2 separate regions of the Homo sapiens genome follow, and region 1 is linked to region 2. A link is a contact called in ENCODE Hi-C or POLR2A ChIA-PET data. All regions are on one chromosome and are shown on one strand. Each heading gives the region's core, a stretch centred on a gene start or an enhancer-like site at or near the end of the contact. The rest is flanking DNA. Distances are from core to core; before and after follow the strand shown. Region 1 has its middle 51 kb from the start of PCED1B-AS1. Region 2 has its middle 46 kb from the start of PCED1B.

What was found. A loop is a pair of places that touch in the nucleus more often than their neighbours do. ChIA-PET counts read pairs that join two places held with the same protein, here RNA polymerase II (POLR2A). Pooled maps may share reads with other maps.
Region 1: a loop to region 2 is called in a map of mammary epithelial cell, with 10 times the contacts of the local background. The contact joins two enhancer-like sites. A Hi-C loop is called at or near these places in 4 of 168 maps with a recorded cell type or tissue (Calu3, PC-3, PC-9 and 1 more) and 7 of 50 pooled maps. POLR2A ChIA-PET finds 5 or more read pairs at or near these places in 3 of 52 experiments (CD4-positive, alpha-beta T cell, HEK293 and naive thymus-derived CD8-positive, alpha-beta T cell).

What each region holds. Positions count from the first base shown.
Region 1 is chr12:47,266,249-47,269,261 of GRCh38, forward strand. No RefSeq gene overlaps it. Among named protein-coding and RNA genes, the nearest start is that of PCED1B-AS1, 51 kb to the left of the region's middle. RefSeq lists an enhancer at 2,158-2,207. Within about 2 kb of position 1,488, at least 2 of the 41 ENCODE cell types and tissues checked have a DNase peak (open chromatin) inside an H3K27ac peak, as active enhancers do; they include mammary epithelial cell, where a contact is called at or near this core.
Region 2 is chr12:47,032,259-47,035,249 of GRCh38, forward strand. No RefSeq gene overlaps it. Among named protein-coding and RNA genes, the nearest start is that of PCED1B, 46 kb to the right of the region's middle. Within about 2 kb of position 1,678, at least 7 of the 41 ENCODE cell types and tissues checked have a DNase peak (open chromatin) inside an H3K27ac peak, as active enhancers do; they include mammary epithelial cell, where a contact is called at or near this core.

The DNA of each region.
Region 1 (3,013 bases), core at 238-2,737, 230 kb after region 2:
TCCACCACATTCTCAGTGGTTCCCTATCACTGAAATTTCATTATAAATGCAAGTGGCTCTAAGTCAACCTGCAGTGCTTCTGTGTAGGATTGTTATAAATGACCTCAATTCCATCAATTCCATCATGCTTGGGGCTGAAGTACATCCTCGGCAGCAGGGTCCTAATCTGTTTCTCAGTTTGGCTACTTCTTGTCCCAGAATCCTGACCCCATCGTGGTATTCAAATACAACTGAAGAAATATGCCTTTTTTTTTTTTTGAGACAGAGTTTCACTTTTGTTGCTCAGGCTGGAGTGCAATGGCGTGATCTTGGCCACCTGGCTAACATGGTGAAACTCCATTTCTACTAAAAATACAAAAAAATTAGCTGGGCATGGTGGCACGTGCCTGTAATCCCAGCTACTTGGGAGGCTGATGCAGGAGAATCGCTTGAACCTGGGAGGTGGAGGTTGCAGTGAGCTGAGATTGCGCCATCGCACTCCAGCTTGGGCAACAAGAGTGAAACTCTGTCTCAAAAAAACAAAATATATATACTATATATATATATATATATAGACACGAGGTTATAGCTGAGACTTGATGCTTCTGGAGAGCGCAGTGTAGGGACAACCCTCCCCTGGTATATACGTTGAGCCCCTGAGTTATATAGAATCTGAGGCGCTCCTAGGGAGAAAAAATCTGAACCACATACATCTGAGGGGACTAGACATGTATGCTTGTGTTCAAATCATGCCAGGTGGTTCCAAAGCAGCCAGATTACAGGAAGAATGATGGGGATGACCATGGAAGAATTCTGCACGAGGGAGGAAGGTCTTGCCTTGGGAGCTAGGGATGACAGTGGTTTCAGGAATCATAAGGAAACAACTGGAAGTCAATCTTACTGACACTGAAGTACAGCAGGCCTTTACTTCCAACAGCAACATCATATGGTAGGATTCCAACTGCATGAGCAGACATTAATTTTGGTTAAAGCATCTGGCCATTGAGAATAATATTCTAGCTCAATGGCACCACTGTAGTCCTGTTAGGTGAGACAGAGTGCAGTTGGGAAGTAAGCAATAAGCAGGGCTGATCCATGGACACATGTGGGATCAACTGGCGAGTCCCAGAAATTGCTAAGGAGGGAAGCATTGTCTCACCAGCTCAGTCCACACACCCCTACCTTTAGGCCTTCTCTGTTACTATAGCATATTTAAAAAATCATAAATCCAGTTCCGAAAGAATTGATGAATAATGTTAAAGTCTCTGAAGGAGGGAGCCACAATAAATGGCACTCTTCTTGCTCACTTGCATCCTGAACAAGTTGAAGAAATAAAACAAAGGTAGAGCAAATGGGGATCACCTTTGTTACCGGCAGAGGCCAGGCTAGAAGACTAGGTTTTAGGTCTGGTGGTCAAGTGGGCTAAAATCAGACAGACTTGCCCATAGTCAGGCATTTGCTAGGCTAGAGCAGGCCTGCCCAGGCAAGACTTGCAATACAGAGAGATACTGTGCATTCTTGGAATGCCCACTCCTAATAGGAAGCAGCAAAGCTGACCCAACATGCTCAGCGATTCTTCCAAAATTACCATCCAATTACTCACTCCAGAGCCCTAGGGGTGGGATGAATAAAAGGGCTAAGGGAAACAAAACATGTGCTTGGAGAACTCCCTCGTTATAGAAACCAGGAGAGGAAAAAAGGTACGTCTCCTCTGTATTGATCAGGGTCCCATCAGGTTATTAAATAGAAGATATTAAATACGAAGAATTAATTATAAAGGTGTTAGAGGAGCTAAAATAGTCACTAGGGTAGATGAGGCATCCCAAAGATTAGCAAGTGGGAAGCCACCACCCACCCTTAAGACTGGAGAGACAAAGGAAGGATCTGGGGGTCCCTTGATAGACACTAGCATTATAACAGAAATATTCAGGCAAGAGCTGGAGCCACAGAGGAGGGCAGCTACTGCCAGATATGCCTCCCATGGCAGAAAAAGAGGACAAGAAATACTTTGGCTTCCCCTTTCCTCCCAACCTCCAATCTCCAACAGTACCTCTCGCTGGTTAAGTGAGGCTAAAACAGGTGGTCAAGAGAGCCTGGGTATCATAGCTTGCAACAGTCAGACATACAGAGCAGACACAAAGGATGGATCTGGAGGCAAACAGTCAAATAACCAGCACAACATTTAACCAGGCAGAGTTTTGTTGCAATTTTGTTTGTAGACGAAAGAGAAATTTACATATCATACACCCAAACCTTTCTAAATGTCTCATCACCACTTTTTGAAATTTCTCTCCTGCAGCAGCTGCTATGTCGTTTTGTTTGTTTGTTTTATTTTTTTGCGATGGAGTTTCACTCTTGTCGCCCAAGCTGGAGTGCAATGGCGCAATCTTGGCTCACTGCAACCTCTTCCTGTCTCAGCCTCCCAAGTAGCTGGGTTTACAGGCGCCCGCCGCCACGCCCAGCTAGTTTTTTTGTATTTTTAGTAGATACGGGGTTTCACCATGTTGGCCAGGCTGGTCTCGGACTGCTGATCTCAGGTGATCCACCTGCCTTGGCCTCGCAAAGTGCTGGGATTACAGTCATGAGCTACCGTGCCTGGCCAGCAGCTGCTATGTCTTGCTCCATCTTTCTTCCCCACCTCAGCTCTGTCTCCATTCCACTGGCTCTCTTCTGCTCCCACCATTCTCTGAATCCCCTCAACAAAAGCCTTGTCCAAAAGCCTGGGGAACTACAGTTTACTCCCTCCTCACCCTCTCTATCAACAATGACTCTCCTAGGGACTCCCTCGGTGACCACTCAGAGCTTTGAGATTAGGTAAACAGTGTTAATATGACCAACTTGGAACTTGCAGCTTAGTCAAGCCTGAGACAGTCAAGTTACCCAGATAAGGATAGACCATGCACCTACTTAAAATAACAGCATCAACAGGAGTTCTTCTGCTTCCCTTCCTGTTTCAAATTATAGCAATTGACCACTTAGTTACATTGGTTAATGCCCAAGACAAAAATGCAGCCCATCTCTTCCCCACCTGGCC
Region 2 (2,991 bases), core at 428-2,927:
GTTTGCCTGATGAAGTTTCCAGCTTGACTTTTCTTTTTGGCTTAGTGATTGGGGTCCTGAGATTTATTTTCCTTTCACAACCTTAAAATCATCAGACACTGCATAAATGTGAAGGCCTAGGCTGATTTTTTTTTGAACTGGATATTATGAAAGATACAAAGGTTGAGGCTATAAACTTCAAAGCTGCCAGGATAGACTAAAACTTCATAACCAATCCACAAGATGCCAGCATTCCATCAGTGCTCAAAAATCCAAGAACGCACATGGGTCATTACAGTGTTCATGTTATTTGAAAGGAAATGCAAATATGGTAACATTTCATTTGGAAAAAGAAAAAGAATATATATGAACTACCACAAGTTTTCCAATATCTGTCTTTAAACTCCTAAGAGCTAATATGTAACAAATTTAAAGAGAGAATATTTGGTGAGAGAAGGTGGGGGTTTTCCTATTCAGCTTAATGGTAATTTTTAGAATTTCCTATTCAAGAAGCCACTAGATGGCCCTAAAGCCCACCTTTATCAAAACACACACACAGAGAGCTGGCAAGACGAAGAAGAAAAAAATTTAGCCATTTGCTCATAAGTTAAAACTGAAAAAAGATAATTCATACAAAGACATAAGGTCTATCCTGTGTTTACTTAAGGTTTTAAGAAAATCAAGTTTTGCTACAAAACTTGGAGCATTTTTCTTTCTGGGAACATATAAGTACATATCATAATAACCAACTTCTCTACAACATGCATGATTTTTGATGGTGCTAATATACTAGTGGTTAGATTTTCCAAGATTGATCGAATTATTAGAGCTTCTAAGCAGAAATTACATAGTAAAGAAATCCAATACATAAGAAATAGTGAACTTGAGTGAGATTACAACTCAGCTGAGTTGTTTGATCAGCATAAGAAACAGTACTACACAGCCTCTTTCACAACCATGTGCTGACATAGTGCACAGAGTGTTCCTGGCTCCCGTGGCCTCCCGTATCCTACCCTGGCACTTCCATTCCTCACTGGTTCCTGCGTTTCTGTCTGCCGCTCTGCAGGGACAAGGACTGTGGCTCTCTTGTGCAAGGTTACCTCTCCATCACCTATTGTAACTGGTCATTGGAGCATTTCTGGCATGCCAGTGCCAACTATAGTGTGCTTAAAACATATCCACCAAAGTTTTACACCGTACTTAGAAGTGTTCCATGTTATTTGTATTTAGAGCTATAAATCAGTTGATTTATTCAAATCAGAAATACAAATGAGATAAAGGGACAAAGTTCCACAATTCTGCTGATTCAAAGTAAAAATAAGGTATTAGTCCAGGTAGAGTGGAAAGCACAAATTCATCAGCAGTAACAAGTGGAAGCCAGGCGTGTCCATGAGAACAGTGGAAGTCTCCTGGGAATTAGGAGACATCTTGGAGAAGACAGTGGGTTTTTCCACAGGGCATAAAATGGGTATTCAAGCCAATCTGATTAAAATCTTCAGAGGCAAAAGACCCTAGCAGACCCAAAGTTATTATATAAGCATTTTAAAATAGAAACTGCATAGAGAAGTGGCAGCTGAAATACAAATGACAAAAAGCCTTTGGGTAAATTGGCTCAGGAGCTTTGTGATGCTAAAGAAAATGGAATCAGCCACAGGCAACAGAGAAGGCAGATGGGGAAAGACACAGTCCTGAGGAATAACCTTTGCAAGCACATCTGCGACGTGACACAGCCACTGAACATTCCCTGAATACAGCCGATAAGATCAAGAGCGAGCATTTCTTAATCAGTCATTGCTCTAGAGTCTTCAACACAAATGCCTAGATTTTTCTGGTAAAAGAAAAGCTCATTCCATGAGTGAGCAGCAAGTTAATAAGGAGAGAAAAATTATCCTGCCCTTTTCTCTGTTTTGTTTTTCCTATCACTCCTTCTCCTATTAAGGTTAATTTTATGTTTGAGAAGAGCATGTGTTTTCATTATCAGGAAAAAAATGTCTGTTTTTAAAATGTATTAGCATATTTTATTTGTTTTTGTCATAATGCACCCAGAAATAAAAGAAACCACAAAAGTCCATGTGATGACTCATGAGTTTTTATTTCTCTTGGGTATACCTGGTTTCCTTACAGGAGCGTCACCCTTCTCCTGACTGAACCAGACACCTGGGGAAATCTTTCCATAGCACTGGTTTCTGATTTGCAAGTTCACTCATCACAATTTATCAAATGAAGTGGGTTCACTCATCTAACTTCTACTGAATGCCTAGTATATGCTGTAGATATAGAAATAAATAAGCCCAAAGTCCTACCTACAAAAAAGTCATGACTACTAAAAAAGAAATAAAACTGTGATTATAAGATACTGTGGTAAATGTTGCAATTAAGGTTCACATCGTGTAAAGCTTTGGGCTGCATGCTATATTTATTTCTCAGGAATCCATTCCAAGGCAAGAAAACCCAACCAATACTCAGCTAAACAAAAAGACATTTATTTGTCTCAGACAACACAAAAGCCAGGGAGGTAGGCAGTCCAGGGCTGGGAAAATAGCTCCCTAATGTATCAGGGACCCAGGCTCGTCTGTCTTTACCACTCCTTCACCACCATCCTTGGCTTGGAGGCATTTGTCTTCATATTTGCTGCCTTGTGGTTGTAAGGTGGCTGCTACATTTTGAAACATCACATCTGTTCATGTTCCAGGCAGGGAGAAGGGGGAAGAACAAAGGGCAAAATGAGTCATGTTAGCCCATTTTTTGCTTTTTTATCAGGAAAACAAAAAATTTCCCAGAGACCCCAGCACATAGACATTGTTTTATCTTATCCGTCAGAGCTGTGTCACAAAGCCACCCTGGCCAGAAGGTGGCTAGCGAAAAGCGGGCATGGGATAGGAATTAGGCTGGCGGACCCACAGCGTGAGACACTAATGTACCCCACATGCTCCTGTTGCTATCTTCTACCCATTTGAACAACTACTGTCCTCTCTATTCTGCATGCTGGCTAGGAGAGCCTAGGCAACAAAC